2 separate regions of the Mus musculus genome follow, and region 2 is linked to region 1. The links are chromatin loops, found by intact Hi-C in ENCODE. Cell type or tissue: left cerebral cortex. All regions are shown on one strand. Each heading gives the region's core, and the rest is flanking DNA. Links, peaks and the distances in the headings are about the cores only.

Region 1 (8,337 bases), core at 72-8,071:
CACTCTGCCTCTGTTTATGGCTCCCTTTTTACTCCCACCTCAGAGTCACCTGATTAGTGTTCACTTGTATGACATAAACAAATTCTGTGATCATACTGGGACACAGAGATGTACTTGAGACTATTCCTGGGGGTCACAGCCTGTGCTTCCAGTCAGGTCCGATCACCCATCCTCAATAAGCCAATTAAAAGAGCCAAATTAAGAAAGGGAAGCTGGAGAAAGGAGGTGTATTCAATACGGTCACATTGGGAAAGGAACAAAGAGATCCAACAAAGCCTTGAGGTCTGTCCTGAAGTGAGATCAGCATTTAGAGAGTCAACGATGTATGAGATGGAGGTAGACAGAAGCTGCCCACATGACACCTCCATGGTCTGGTTAAGAATAAGGTTTTTATTGCTCATAAGAGAGAAAAATTGTCCAGAGACATCGGGAGGAATCCAGAGCAGAGAGAGAAAGCAGTAGCCTAACTATGGCCAGCAGACCAGACCTGACTAGGGCTCTCTGAGAGAGGAGAGACCGTAGTGAGGATAACAGGGGAAAGGGGAAGACCTTGTCATGACAAAGAACAAATGGGTATCCAGGAGGAAGGAAGCCTGGGGAGGTTAGACAGGCTAGGACACTAGTGTGGACTTTGAAATGTGTAACAGGTACTTATGATACTGAAGCAGCCTGACAGCCAGCATGGGCTTCAGTACGCACATCCAGACAGTCCAGGTCGGGGCTTCAGTCTCATCCTGCAAGGTGGTCTGACTCGTTATTAGAACTGTGTGAACTCTCTTTCAGGTAGTCAGTATCCTGGACTGGCGAAGTCTTTTCCTGTTTCCATGATGGGACTCCTGGGGACATTCCATTTCTTTGAGGTTCATTGTTTCGGCAGTCTGATTGAGTGACACAAGTGTCTTTTAGAGTATCTTCATTTCTGGCAGGCAGGATACAGGCCAATAATATAAAATAAATCCATCTACAATTTTAAGAGTGTCTTTATTTGTGTTGTTGTGTTCATTGTTATGCTGTCTCCAGAGGGGAAGAGAGTTTGTAGCACACACAGACCCCCATTCCCTGCAGTCCGGAGGGTTTGTGACGTCTAAGGATCTAAGGCTCCATGTGGAAGACAGCACTGGAGCCCTACCCCTGCCCTCCACAGGCCTGCCTTTTGGGTTAGCCATCCCTCTGACCAGTTAGGGAAACAGCTAGCAGCTTGGATTAGCCAACAGCCTTGATGCAGATACAACTGAACTCAGGTTATCTTGCCTGACCATCACCAGGAAGAGGTGTCTGGAAACAGAGTAGCAAAGAACTGAATGTCACTGGCATGGAGGAGGTAAGTGGGATAAAGGTCTTCCTGATATCTGTCCTCCATCCACCCCCATACCTCCCACACTCAACCCCTACGCATGCTGGTGCTTCTCCACCTGGTATCCTGACCCCTAGTATTTCCCATTGATCTGCAAAGCCCAGGAGAAGGAACACTTTCCTTATTTTCACTCAATAAACCTTTGTCTTAACACTGACGTTTTTGGTTTTGTTTTTTTCCTTTACTCCCTCAAGACTTAAGAATTATACTAAAAATTATTTTCTTTGGGAGGGTATAGAGGACTTTTGGGATAGCATTTGAAATGTAAATGAAGAAAATATCTAATAAAAAATTAAAAAAAAAAGAATTGTACTAAAATGACAGGAAGAGTGAAAGATCATACCAGGTGAAACCCTGGACCAGGGTATCTTCTGCAATTAGACTTAAAAAAAAAATCCCAAACAAGGAGTTATTTTTTCTTACAGTTTGGCTTTGTGAAGGTTGGGGACTGAGCCTCCCTCTGGCTGTCTTGCTGTTTCATTGAGCTCTGGGCCAAGAGTTCAAATGCTACACACCCATCAGTTTGCTTGTGAACTCTGAAGTTATGTCCCATGACTAAAGAAAATGAAAACAATTTCTGGCACAGTGGCAGCATAATTCAGACAAAAGGAAGGTAAACAGGTTTGGTTTTCTGTGTTGTTTTTTTTGTTGTTGTTGTTTTGTTTGTTTGTTTGTTTGTTTGTTTGAGACAGGGTTTCTCTGTGTAGCCCTGGCTGTCCTGGAACTCACTTTGTAGACCAGGCTGGCCTCAAACTCAGAAATCCTCCTGCCTCTGCCTCCTGAGTGCTGGGATTACAGGCGTCCGCTACCACTGCCTGGCAAACAGGGTATTATTTAAACAGAGGGCTCTAGAACCAATTCTACTGCAAATCTGTGATCACGTGACAGTATAAATCTTCTGCTTATCTTAGCTGTAGTTTCCTGATCCACAAAACTGATGACATCTGAGTTTGACAGAATGTATGTGACATTTTCAATCATGTTATGGTGCTACACAATCATTTAACAATTATGTTGAACAAAAATTCTATCTCCCCTCTGATTCTTAAGATATCTAGTTCAATACAATAACCATTGTAGTGTCAATGTACAAATTCTGAAACATAATTAATAACTATTTACAATTTAGCATCTTTCAATGTTACACATTACATTGAAAACTTTGTAGGAATGTATATGAAGTCCCAGATATTGGCTGGTGTTTGCTATCATCAGGGTTTAACTGACTAATACATTTATACCTCTGGAAGCTACATAGCTTCCAATGGCTTCAACAAGAGAGTTGGTAGACAAGTTAAAGACTGTGCATGATGGTGGTAAGATGTGTCTAATGTCTACTCTTCTAGGATGTAACTCTGTGTACAATTAGTTACAGTGTGTCTGAGGAATCCTAAAGTCACATGTTTGCTTTTAGGTTAGTTCTGCCCCAACAGGTCTCCCCCCTCCCCCGTTCCCACCCCTGCACCCCCCTGTGAGAGGATAACCTTTGACCCTTCTTGGCTACAGCAATTAAATAAATGGCTTTGCTGTTGTGAGTCAGTGCTCTGCTGTCTGTACATGCTTGCCTGGAGTCAAGTAATGATTCCTGAAAGAGAAAAGAAATTAGATGGCCAGAAAAGACATGTGTTAAAGTGGGGTGGGGGTGGGGGGGAGACAAAAACAAAGAAACTCTGTGCATTTGGGGTAGAGAAAATTAGAGCCAAACCTCTCCACTTTTTTCTCCCATGTCATGGTGGATGTAGAAGATTTTAGATGTGTCTAGTCCTCAGAAACTGAGGAGAGGGGAAATGGACAACAGTCCTAGCTGCTTATGGCCACAGAGGTAAGTTGGCCACTGGGAGCCGAGCCCTCCATGCAAGCCAATGAAATGGGGATGGGGGAGGGAGGAGGGATCTCATTAAACTGACCTAAACATCCAGGACATAGTCTTCTGCCCATGTCGGTCTTCTGCCTATGCTGGTCGGCTCTTGCATGCGTGGTTTTTCCTGTATGTTGCTTCTCAAGCTGGAAATACGGAGTTAATGCCACCTCATCCACTTGCGCTACTTGGTTCAGTAGATGACTGTGCAAAGCACGTTCTCCCACTCAGGAAATCAGTCTTCCAGCAGCTGTCTGTCTTCCACTGCACAGGGCACAGGGCACAGGGCACAGGGCACAGGGCACAGGGCACAGTGTGAGTTTGCCTTTGCAACTCCTCTATCCCTTAAGCCAGCTGGAGGCAGAGTTCACCCAAAAAGTCTCATTTCCTGAGTGACAGCCATTGGGCAAACCCAGATGGAAGGCTACGATAAAGAGCCTTAGGGGTGTGCCGCTTAGAAATCAGAACCTGTAAGACAACAATAGGATGGGAAAGTAGGATGGTCACCTAACTACTAATTAACCCAGAGAATGGAACAGCAGTTGCTTCGGGTGACTATTCTGAAATGCTCAAGGTTCCTCATTGCCTTAGGGGTAAAATAAATATTTTTTTCCCCAAATTCTTGAGCTGAAAGGTACTTTATGTGAGTGGCATTCAGCTTATAGAAATATATGGAGTATACAGGCAGGCATACTACACATCAAAACAAAGGTTTTCTGAAAAACAATTAAACAAAAACAGGTCATATGACTTAGAGACACTAATAATGTAATCACCAAGAACGGTGTTACTGTGTTTTTTTCACACCAGCCATGAGCTCCTTCTGGGCCACAAGGCTCTGGTGAATGAAGTCAGTCCATATGGGAGAAGCCTGAGGTTTGGAAAGCTCTTGGAATCTGGAGTATATTGTTGTGGCTACAGCTCCCCCTAGTGTACTGAACACTCAGGTGCCCTGCACAATGGCCAGGGGAATACCTCCCTTTCAAAGTCTGATCTGAGCCATTTGAGATGCCAGCCTTTCTTTTCCCTAACCAACCATAGGTCAAGAGAAGAGTGGGGGCAGGGCCTCTGTGTTCCTATTAAGCACGGGCACTATGGATTGACTTGAATTATGTGAATCCTATGAAAATATTAAACAAATATTAAAAATCACATTTTACTTTATTATTGTTATGACTGAGACAAGGTCTTACTGTGTAGTCCTGGAACTTGCAATGTACAATAGCCGGCCTCAAACTTGTAGCTCTGCCTGTCTCTGCCTTCCCAGTGTTGAGGTTAAAAGTATGGGCTACTGTGCCTTTACTCTTGAAAGAATTTCTACAGCAGTAAGCTTCCATACGACAATTTCAAAGATCTTTACTGTTTCCCTTTTCTATACATCTCCTCTATCCTGCCCCCCCCCACCCCCACCCCACAGGGATGCAGGCCCTGGAAGGCTGCTTCTGCTCCAGTTGATTTTCCTGTACTCATGAACATTCAGAGGGGATGGGAAAGAGGGGGAGGGGGAGAACATATCAGGAGGTTGGGAGGGAAAGTTGGAGGCAGAATAGGGGAGGAATTGTAGAGGAGAGAATGGGGATAGATTGGAGCCAAGCACATTTTATATGCTCATATAAATATTAAATAAAACTATTTAATCAAAGTGATTTTTAAAAAGAGTTTCCACATTTTTCCTGATGTAAAAGGAGACTGAGCAAAACTGTAGGATGATTCTGAGCCATTCACGGCAGGGTTATTTGTCCCATCTTGCATCTATCAAAATGCTTATCACCTGCGAGCCATGTTCCTTGAGCAGGGTGTTTGGAGCCTCTGGAAGCAGGGAGAGAGGAAATGCATCATGAGGCATGGCTCCTCTGACAGGAAACTACTCACAGTGTCCTCTCTAGAACATCAACCCCTCAGGATGTCAGTGGACTTTGTTCAGATACATCAGATGAGGCCGGCACATGTGGGATTTGGCAAATAATCTTTAAAAAGACTGTGCTATGCCCCAGGCCCCATATGATGCTAATACTGCGGCACACGTGTCCACACAGCGCTAGAAGAACTGCAGTATTTCCCAAGCTAACACTTTGTTATTTTTCATGCTTATTTCACAAACTGGACTCATGAGTTTTCCTTTGGGGTTACATACTGGCATAGAATTTCAGCATCTCTCAGTCATAGCCAGAGAACAAATAGCAAAGTGTGCTGAAAGGAGAGAGCACTGGATCTGAGATGAACAGGGCGGCTCTGAGGAAGTTTGTGGTCAGGGTCACAGCTCTTCGTGTGAAAACTGGCACTGTAGTGTGTTACTGTCTCAGTCTGGGACAGCCCCAGAGTAGATGTGGAGGGAGGAACACACTGAAGGCAACACCCAGTCCATTGTATCACTATCCTACTGAAGGCAGCAGTCCACAATGTCCCCACTATGACATCCTTCCTTCCTTCCTTCCTTCCTTCCTTCCTTCCTTCCTTCCTTCCTTCCTTCCTTCCTTCCTTCTTCTTCTTCCCCTTCTTTTTTCTTCCCCTTCTTCTTCTTCTTCTTCTTCTTCTTCTTCTTCTTCTTCTTCTTCTGCTTCTGCTTCTGCTTCTGCTTCTGCTTCCTCCTCCTCCTCTTCCTCCTCTTCTTCCTCCTCCTCTTCTTCCTTCTTCCTCCCCTCCTTCTCCCCTCCCCTCCTTCTCTCCTATTCCTCTCCCTCCCTCCTTTTCCTCCCCTTCCCTCTATCTCCTCTCCCTTCTCCTGCCCTTCTTCTCCCCCACCCTGCTCCTCCTTCTTTGTCACAGCTATGATGTGATTTCTAAGAATGAGAATCAAGACTTCAGAAGTACTGGATTATATACAGCCAAATTTTAACTCTTTTTTTCTAAATTAAGACTTTTCCTCATGACAGGCAGACATAATGGTGCATGCCTCTGATGTCATCACTCAGGAGGCTCAGGCAAGGGAAGTTCAAGGCAGGACTTTGTCTTAAAAGCATGAAACTAGAAACAATACAACCTCCCTCTTTTGTGTACAACCTCTGTGAATTCACATCAATTTTCATCATTATTGCTGTTACTAATAGGATCCTAAGTCAAGGTACTCTAAAGAAGTCAGAGGGAACAAAACATTATGGATTTTGATTTTTCTCCAAGCCTTTGGGAGGTCTTGACCTAACTGCGTTCTAGGATTTACCTCTTGTTACAGCTTTTTATTGCATTTATTTATTTATTGTGTGTATGTAGGCATGTGTAAATGTGCATGGGTGTTAGCATCAGAAGCTGTTTACAGACAGCCTCTGAATCCATCGATGACATTATCCCTAGGTGACATCGTCCTGCATCTGTTGCCATGGCAACCGCCAAGATGGTGACCTGAGTTTGATTCCCAGAACCTACTTACCAGGAGAGAACTGACTCCTGAAAGTTGTCCTCTGACTTATATACATGAACTGTTGTACCTCATATACCCACTGTTAGTTGAAAACTGCTTTTTCCTGGACAGATCATGCCAAGACAGCACAGCTCCCACAAAAGAGGTCTTTTATTGAAAGAGGGGAAGAAAAGAGGGAGAGGAAAAAGAGAGATGGATCAGGATCTCTGTCTTTTATCCAGGCAGTGAAGTAGGTAACAGGTGATGCAGGTGAGGCTTGGAAAGGGAATGTGTAGCGGTTGCCATGGCAACAGATGCAGGATGATCCTTGTCACCTAGGGATGATGTCATCGCTGGATTCAGAGGCTGGCTATAAACAGCTTCTGATGCTAACACCCATATACATTTACACATGCCTACATACAATAAATAAATAAATGCAATAAAAAGCTGTAACAAGAGGTAAATCCTAAATCGCAGTTAGGTCAAGACCTCCCAAAGGCTTGGAGAAAAATAAAAATCCATAGTGTTTTGTCTTGGATAAAGCATAGTAGTTAGAACAACAGATGCCGGACCAGGAGGGAAAGTCCTAGCTTCCTCTCTGCCTCAAGAGTAGTTCAATGAGCCTGTCCATGTGGACTGGGTTCCCACTTCAGAAGCACCGCTTTCTATAGACTGACCAGTGTCTTGAGCACCAATCTTATGGATGTGAAGGACTGAGTACCCATGGACCCGGACATACATGGAATAATACATTCGTGAGCTCCAGCTCGCTGGCCTAGGAAGAACTATGTCTCTTCTTACAGCATTGGGGCTGAGGGGGTGGTGATGGCGGCAAAGACTCAACAGCAGAGGCAGCTTGTACTTATTACTGTACCTTTCTAGCTAGGCTGATTTCAACACAAGGAAGTCAATTCACTCTAACATGTGGTAACAGACTTGGCAGGATTTGAACTCTGGACTTTTCTGTAGCTCAGTCTATGTCCTGGTTTTGTGCAGCTGCCCCAGGCTCCACCTCATAGCCACTGTGCTGTGTCTGGCGGACCCATCCTGCAGGCTGCCTGTCTTCAGGACTGGAATCAAAGGCAAGTTACAGGTCGGCACTGACTGTTTTGGCAGCCACGCCATGGACAGACGGCTGCACGCCTGCTCAAAATGTACAGTGTCTGGCAAAAGCCAGGCTGAAGATCGATAACCTCACCCGCCAAGATTCCAAAAGGAAAAACTTAGCTCAGAGTTTTCCCCTTCGTAGTGATTTTTCTTCCTTTCTTTCCTTTTACTTTTTTTTTCTTTTTTAAAAGGGAATCCCTGTGTTTCAAGGCAAAACCCAAAATGCACAGTGGTCAGCTCATGATTCTTTGACCCGTGAACATCTGTGGGTCTGGGGCTTCCTTGTGAATCAGTAGCAGCCTTGAGAGCTACGAGCCAAGCCTGCCCTAGACAAAAAGGAATTCTGCAGAGGGGAATTGGGAGGAGGCTTGAGAGCTCCCGACCTGGTTAGCCTCCGGTTTTGCTTTCCAGAGACTTGTCTGCACTCAGTGTCAGCTAGTGTCTGTGTTTTCTATGAGCAGCATTTTGAGTCTGTTTTTTAAGATGGGTTTTTTTCTAAACACCGTAAGAACTGGGATGGGAGTCTTCATTTTGCACATAAGAGAGGGAAGAATGAAATGGGCAAACTGGACTCAGATGTATTTACTGAAAACAAGAGCATGGGCTGGAGGTGTGGCTGAGGGTGTTGAGGGCTTTGCTGAGTAAGCATGGAGAACTGAGCTCCATCTGCAGCACCCACAT
Region 2 (8,337 bases), core at 325-8,324, 300 kb before region 1:
AGGAGAACTGGTCGCAGGAGCTGGGAAGGTTGCAGACGAGGCTGCAGATGCAGATCCTGAACCTTAATGGGACCAGAGTGGAACCAGTGACCCTTGGAGACTTTACCTCTTGGCTTACCTCTGCTTTTTCTTACTTTAAGGAATGGGTGGGAGTGATTTTGTTTGGTGCTGCCATATGCTGTGGACTGGTGTTCATGCTCTGATTGGTATGCAAATTCAGAACTCAACAAAAACGTGACAAGGTGATTATAACTCAGGCACTTTTAGCTATTGAAAACGGCTCCTCCCCTGAAATTTGGTTATCTATGCTCAAGAATTAGTCAGCATGAGATTAGATGAGAGAGACTCAACGATCATTGATCAGCCCTTGCTCATCAATAGGGTGATCATGATTTCCCCACTAATTCATTTTTTGGCTGGCCTCTTTTGCAGAGTTCGCCCTAGGTCATTTAGCAGTTATTGTCACACAGCACTGTGGTATCCAGAGACGGGCAACTTTCCTCCTGCACAGTCCAACCTAAGACATGGGGCCCGGTGGCGATAGGGTTACCCTATGACGGGTAAGGCTGTGACATTAGAGGAACGACCTAAAACAGGAGCCACGGCGGATGGGCATAATTGCACAGGCCTAGTCCAGCCTCATTTTATTAAAACAAACAGGGGGAGATGTGGGAAGCCACATGTGCCGTTGCAGAGTGGCACTGACTACTGCTGGCCACCACGCATAAGATTGGACAAACAACCAATGTGTACATATGCAGTAAAGTTTTTTGCAAAGACACTGCCTGGCCCAGGCATGATAATGAGGTTCTGTAAGGTACTGAGAGTATAACCAATCAGATGTGAGACATGCAAATGAGGTATGATAATGAGGTTCTGTAAGGTACTGAGAGAGAGTAGCCAATCAGATGTGAGACATGCAAATGAGGTATGATAATGAGGTTCTGTAAGGTACTGAGAGAGAGTAGCCAATCAGATGAGGAACATGCAAATGAGGCTTAGTGTATAACCAATCCGGGTGTGAGACACGCCCCTCCTAGGCCTATAAAAGCAGCACCAGTTCTGGGCTCGAAGTCTTTTCGCCTCTACAATCAAGCTCTCCCAATAAACGTGTGCAGAAGGATCCTGTTGCAGCGTCGTTCTTCCTGGCCAGTCGAGCGCGCGCAAGAGGTTACCTCACTCAGGGTGATATTTTCTATTTCTATCCATTTGCCTAAGAATTTCATGAATTCATCGTTTTTAATAGCTCTCTACTGATCTGAACCATCTGATCATGGTTGGGAACTTGCTGGGCAGCCTCCAGGCTATCATTTAGGGAGCGTAGCTGATGGTATTTTAGCTATAGGAAAATTGACCAATTTTTGTGTTTTGGAAGGACTCTGGAAACAGAAGAGCCAAAGGTGAGGAACAGCTTTATGAAGAGAATCCAAACTTTGAGAATGCCTGATGCCTGGCCCAGAGCATCTCTCATATCCCACCCCTGGCAAAAACCAAGGCTGGCTGTGTAGGATTATGAGCCCAGTTGTGGTGAGAGTCTGTAATAAGCATCACCTGTCAATAAACAAGCCAATAGCCAACGAGCTGAGGCAGAAAATAGTAGGTGGGACACTGGCAGGAACAGAGAGGACTCTGGGAAACAATGAGAGAATAAAAGGAGATGCATAGAGAGATGGAGATTGGAGCAAGATGCTGAGAGGGCTGGGAAGACTCGAAGGAAGAGGGGCAGAGAGTGAGGAGAGGTAAGCAACTAAGTGGTAGACAGAGTAATTTGAATGGAGCTAGTCAGGGAGTGAGCCAGGGCTGATGGCCAAGGCATTTAATAATAAATAATTAGTCTTAGAGTAGTCATTACAGGATTTTGGGTCAGGAAAGAAAAACTTAAAACAGTGTTTTTTACACTGGGGTCATGAGGCTCCTTCCCTGATTTAAAAGAGCAATCCTGTGTGAGTGGAAGCCTAAGGTTCCAGGAGATCAGGGATCTGGGTATTTGCTACAGTATTCATGTGGACAGTTCCAGAAACTGGATATAACTCATGAAGGCATAGTGTGTGTGTGTGTGTGTGTGTGTGTGTGTGTGTGTGTAGTGGTTTATGTACTATTATGTACTATTAATTCAAGTGAAGTTTTACATAAGACATTTTAGCGACAGTAAAGATCAGGTTGTTCCTCGGCAGGAGGGTGATTGTACTTTCTAGTTGTCCATTGGATGGGGCCTTATTCTCTATTTTCTGACTCCTATGGGATCTCTGGTTGGTGACTTGTATGCTTCTGAGCCCTCCCTCCCTTGGGGAAGGAGGTGCTTTTCTCATGGGTGTTTGTTCTACATAGTAGGCACTTCTTTTGCTAAAGCTTCTTTTAAACAAATATTTATGGTTTTAAATTTCTATACACTATGGATTAATGTTTGTGTCTCTATTGTAAGTCAGGCTTTGAAATCTGATCACCAGGGCTCCTGAGGGACCTTTGCAAGGTAATTAGGTCACAGGGCTGAGTGAATGGGAGTGGACCCTTGTAAGGGGCATGGATCGGAAACACATAATCCCAGCACTCGGCAGGCTAAGGATGATAGTGAGTTGGAGGCCAACCTGGGCTACATAGGAAGACCAACAGAGTAAAACAATATAAAGAGGCCCAGAAGCCTGACGTCCCCCCTATGAGGGTAAGGCAGGAAGAGTCTGATTCTGTAACAGTTTTACCCAACTTGAATAAGTGTTATCTTGCTTCTGGGCTTTCCCAAGCTTCTAAAACTGTGAGAAATGTTATTAATTGTGTTAAAGCACATGGAATGGACTCTATATGAAAAGATATACTCATGCGAACTATATAGTTTATATAGGATAGTATGTTCCCTCCATGAAGTTTACATTTTTTTAATATTGTACTTTGTGTGTGTTGAGTGGTGGCTTGTATATGCTTGGCCCAGGTAGTGGCACCATTAGGAGGTATAGCTTTGTTGGAGAAGGTATAGCTTTGTTGGAGGAAGTGTGTCACTGTGGAGGGTGGGCTTTGAGACCCTCCTCCTAGCCACATGGAAGCCAGTCTTCTGTATGCCTTTGGAACAAGATGTAGAACTCTCAGCTCCTCCAGCACGTCTGGTTAGACGCTGCCATGCTCCCACCTTGACAACAATGGACTGAACCTCTGAACCAGTAAGCCAGCCCCAATTCAATGTCCTTTATAAGAATTGCCTTGGTCATGGTGTCTGTTCACAGCAATGGACACCCTAACTCTGACATCACCGAGGGAGTCAGTGCTCTTCTGCCATGGGGGTACTGGAGACTGACTTCAGGTCTCCAGAACTCACTGGCCCGTGAGTATCGCTAAGGGCCAGTGAGTATCTCTCTCCTCATATATAACCTTGCTACAGTGAGCATGTAGCCCATTTTAATCACCCCCAAAGTCTGTGTGTTTCTCTCTGCAGCAAGTCCCGTCTTCTAGCCTCAGCTTGCTGTCACTGTAGAACATTTCTGTCTTTCCTGCGGATGATACCAGACAAGATGGGGTCTTCTGTGTCTGACCACCTTCATGCAGTACGACACACTGCAGACCTATCGACATTGCATCCGCCTCTGCCCTTGTAGTACTGAGCTGCATTCCAGTGTATAGATGTTCCAGAATCTACACCTGCCTCTTGATGGAGGCATTTGGTTATTTCTAGTTTTTAGCAACTATGAGTAAAGCCGCCATTGACATTTGTGTGAGTCTGTGTCTGAGCTGACATCTTCCTCTCGGGCGGCGACCTCTCATTTCTTCAAAGGCAGTGCCTCACAGCTGTTGAAGGCATGAGTGGAGCCAGTTGATTTTCAACTCTTGCCCAGGTGCTATACTTTGTGATCCCAGTCCCTCCGTATTTCAACTCTGCATGATGTCTGTTCTTTGAGTTCTGAGGATTACATGAGCTAATATTTGGGAGGCAGCAGTACCTAACGCAGCTCCCGTCCGTGCCCAGCTTGTCTGCCAATGTGATTGCTTTGGGTGAGAGAGAACTTTGTGGAATGTGTCACTTATGCTTGGCACCTTCACTACCAAGCTAAGCAGCTGAGATCATGGCCACTTAAGTGGTCAGCATCTTGACATGTCATCTACAAAGTTCACGTCTGGAAACTTCAAAACTGAGTTACAAACCAACCAACCAACCAACCAGCTCCCTAATGTTTTGAGTAAGTTTATGGTTTTGTGTTGGTTGCCATTCTTAGTTATCCTGGGGTTCATGTGGCCTTTCAGGCCCGGGTTGGACACAGCTGCCAGGTGAGAAACCCCACAGTGAACTCAGATGCAGAGCTCTTTCTTCAGCATCAAGGCCCAAACTGTCACTCACCGCACATGATATGAGAAGCAGTGCCACTTTCTGTGCTTGGTTCTTGTGGGTGACACAGATGCCGAGAGATATGTTGATGAGAACCCCTGTAGGATGGAATATTCACACCAAAAAGAGTAACGTTTAACTGAAAACATTAGATGTATGACTAAATAGCCTGGAGACAAATGTATGGATGAAGAAGAAAAAGAAACAGAAACAGACAGCCACCAGACAGGGTAACTGGAGGTCAGCTGGGCCCAGGCGGACCACTATTTGATGACCCCTTGATGGAACAGCTCCTGTATGTTCTAGCAAGGAATCTGAAGCACACAGTGTGTGCAAGTCCAGAAACCAAGCCACAGCCTGTTTCCCGAGTAAACCAGCACACCGACTCCCTTGCTGAGCAGTAATCTCTAAGGTATAGTAGGGACAGCTGGGCCCTCAGAAATGGAGAACAGATTGTATTAGGGAAGACATAGTTGCTTTGCCCAGAGTAGGAAGAAGGAAAACGCTACCACTCAATTATATTCTTTGAGGATGAAAGGCAGCGTTTTCTTGGCCTCTCAGTATCGTGCCTATTAGAACCTGGAGGAGCTGCCAGTGAGGCATTATGTAATCAAACATCCCACTCAGGGAATGGTTACTGCTAGGCACACCAACGCTCTGCCAGAATCGAATTCTAGGGTTGTCAGGTTTCTGTGCTGGAGACTTGCATTTGGGCTTTCAGAACTCAAACAGGAAGCCAGCACACTCTCTGACAAGTGCATTATTGACTAGGGACAGAGAGGAGACAGGCTGGAGTTAACGGGGATGCAGGAGTAAAGCCTAAAAACAGTGTACTCTGGTCATTAGAAATGTAGCGACTTACATTCTGGGTCATTCAGGACCATGACAAAATTCACTTCCTCTTCGATGCAGGGAACTGGCAGCTGTGCCTCTCATCAGCTCAGTAAAGCTTGGCTGTCTAGATTCACAAGGCATACGTGCTGCCCTGTTCCGAGACCACGATGGCAGGTTAGCACAAGGCCATGGCAAAGACTTAGTGAAACCACAAAGGTAGCAATTAGGACTTCAAGCCAACTGCTATAATAAGCCACAGGCCTGTTTCATGTCACATATTACATGGAGTCTTGGTTACATGGACTCAATGTACAAATACACTCGTGGTTGCTGTTTTTGTCTGAAACCCATCTTTCTGTCTTTCCTGGGACACAGGAATGACAGGGTTATCATACACTTGACATTAAGCTTTTTTCTTCTCTTTTCTTGACCAGTGAGTCTTCTTTGTAAAAATATCCTCTCATGTCCCTCTCTGTTCTAATTCTCTTTACCCCTCTCTTTAAAAAGGCCAATTTCCAGCTTTGAAATAAAAATCAATTTGACGTAACAAAACCTAGGGACCTTAATTTCAAATGGCGTCTTGTGATGTTTTAGAGTATCCACAGGCACGTACGTCTCACCAACACAAGCTGTGTAACTAATAACATTACTAATAATTAACTAATAATTACTAATTATTAACTACTGGTGAATGCCATCCTTACACTTATGGATCCCACTCTACTTATATCGGCATTCCATTAGTGGTCTAGCCTGGAAACCTATCATTTATAAGATAGCTACTATGGGGAAATACATGAAGCTCCAAGGCTGCCCTCATTGGTGAAGTTGAATAGATGTTGAAAACATTGCTTGGCTTTCAGATTAACAGTCATCACCATTGCCAGAAATAGTTGGCATATCCCTTTAATCCCAGCATTCAGGAGACATAGGCAGGTGGTCTCTTGAGTTTGAGGCCAGCCTGGTCTACAGGGTGAGTTCCAGGACAGCCAGGGCTTCACAAAGAAACCCTACTTCAGAAAACTTAAGAACCCCCCCCCCCCCAAATCACCACCATCAACAATTATCAGTCTCTATGTCCCTTATTCCACCAGGGAATAAATCTAGGGTCTTGTGCATTGGTGGGCACATCACTGATTACATATCCAGCTGACATCTTACCTTGTGTGTGTGTGTGTGTGTGTGTGTGTGTACTCTATCAGAATACATGTACATAAAGTTGTCAGAACACTTCAGGGATATGAGGGGAGGTGCAATATAGAAGGCCCTCCCCACTTTAAAAAACTTTTATGTGGTGTGTGTGTGCTCACACATGGGATGTCAGAGTGACTTTATGTGGTGTGTGTGTGCTCACACATGGGATGTCAGAGTGACTTTATGTGGTGTGTGTGTGCTCACACATGGGATGTCAGAGTGACTTTATGTGGTGTGTGTGTGCTCACACATGGGATGTCAGAGTGACTTTATGTGGTGTGTGTGTTCACACATGGGATGTCAGAGTGACTTTATGTGGTGTGTGTGTGCTCACACATGGGATGTCAGAGTTACTTTATGTGGCGTGTGTGTGCTCACACATGGGATGTCAGAGTGACTTTATGTGGTGTGTGTGTTCACACATGGGATGTCAGAGTGACTTTATGTGGTGTGTGTGTGCTCACACATGGGATGTCAGAGTGACTTTGGGGAGTCAGTGTGTCTTTTCACCATGTGGGTCCCAGGGATGGAGCTCAAGTCCCCAGGCTTGGCATTACCCGCTGAGCCATCTCCTTAGCCCAGTGACTTCACAATCCTGGCCCTGTCCTTGACTGGTTAAACTGAATGAGAGCCAGGGCAGACAAGGCAAAGGTGGAGATGTGCAAGGTCTCTCAGGGAAGCGACAAGGCCGACTTAGAAGTCAGAGAGGCGTTTATGGAATTGATCCTGCCGAGGTAGCAAGGCAAGCCCAGTGGACCCCCGAAGACAGGAACCTGCAGACGAGGCACTCTCTCTGGCTCTTCTCTCTGCCTCTTCTGTAACGTACTACAATGCTGGAACAGGTTAAGTCCCAGGCGTGGAGTGGGGAGCCAGTTACAAGCCTATGAACCCATGGCGGCTAGGTTCCCAGGTGGGGCTGTCTGTAGCAGAGAAAGGAGATGAGGGAATCTGCAGCGAGAGGCAAGGGAGTGTTGGATTTTAGGCCACACGAAAGTGCAAGTGGGCAATCCCCAGAGTGTCTTTTGAATACAGCATCTGTCATCCTGGAGAAGTAATTTGTTATACTTTGTTATAAAACACATACTTCCTAGACAGCTGGACAAGCAACAGAAACATGCACATGATCTTTAGGCCACATTTACATTATCCCATGTATGCACACCCATACGCATACCCTGACATTAAAAAAAATTTAAAAAATATCTCTGTAAAAAAGCAGGCTGGAGGACAGCTGTTGGTAATGTGGTTCCCTAAGAGAACCCAACTTCAGCCCCTACCCCCACTCCACCCGGCATCTAGGTGTGCTGGCCCACACTTAGTGCTAGGAAACCAGCTCTTGGAGGATGACTGTCCTCTGGCCTCCATGTACACCCCTCCCCACCCACAATCTCTGAAGAGCAACCCACCTTTGACATTGAGAGGACCTCAGTCTCCGTGACTAAAACACCAAGTGATCCACAGAAATGAAATGTCCGTAGACCCCAGCAGTGGTGACGCACGCCTTTAATCCCAGTACTCAGGAGGCAGAGGCAGGCGGATTTCTGAGTTCGAGGCCAGCCTGTTCTACAGAGTGAGTTCCAGGACAGCCAGGGCTGCACAGAAAAACCCTGCCTCGACAAACAAAAACAAACAAAAGTCTTTAGGGTAACTGACAAAATCAAAATGCAGGGCATCTCACGTGTTAATTGTGCTGTGGAGAAAAAGGCCTTGCAAGGCAGAGGAACCTCAGGGCGCTCACACTGGGGGACCCAATACCTCTAGTCTCCGTGGGCACTACTCACACACCCTGCACCCAGACACACATTACATGGACTAAAAGCAGGCAAATGGCTGGGTACAGTGCACACAGGCCTTGAGAGGCTGAGGCAGGACAATGAGCCTAAGGCTAGCCTAGGCTACTATGCAGCAAGACCTTGTATAGAAAAGCTACAAAGTGCTGGGCTGTGTTGGCGCACATCTTTCGTCCCAGCACTCAGGAGGCTGAGGCAGCCTGGTCTACAAAG

The links. Peaks named below come from ENCODE experiments on the same cell type or tissue, not always from the same donor. Only the 100,000 strongest peaks of a DNase experiment are listed, where the experiment ranks them.
Region 2: it touches region 1 in a loop (2.9-fold over the local background); 2 of 42 quality-filtered maps call a loop at or near these places.

What each region holds. Positions count from the first base shown.
Region 1 is chr10:8,192,365-8,200,701 of GRCm38, forward strand. Gm30906 (a long non-coding RNA gene) reads left to right here. Exons shown (of 3, transcript XR_380102.3): 3 at 784-976. It overlaps Gm30959 (a long non-coding RNA gene), which reads right to left and starts at 5,663. Exons shown (of 3, transcript XR_871449.2): 1 at 3,262-5,663; 2 at 2,839-2,939; 3 at 371-1,909. In left cerebral cortex, for the core only: a CTCF peak has its summit at 4,146 (motif pointing left); a DNase peak (open chromatin) is centred at 4,129.
Region 2 is chr10:7,896,207-7,904,543 of GRCm38, forward strand. No RefSeq gene overlaps it. Among named protein-coding and RNA genes, the nearest start is that of Gm24726, 52 kb to the left of the region's middle. In left cerebral cortex, for the core only: no CTCF peak of the experiment used is centred there; a DNase peak (open chromatin) is centred at 4,925; H3K27ac peaks cover 1,251 bases.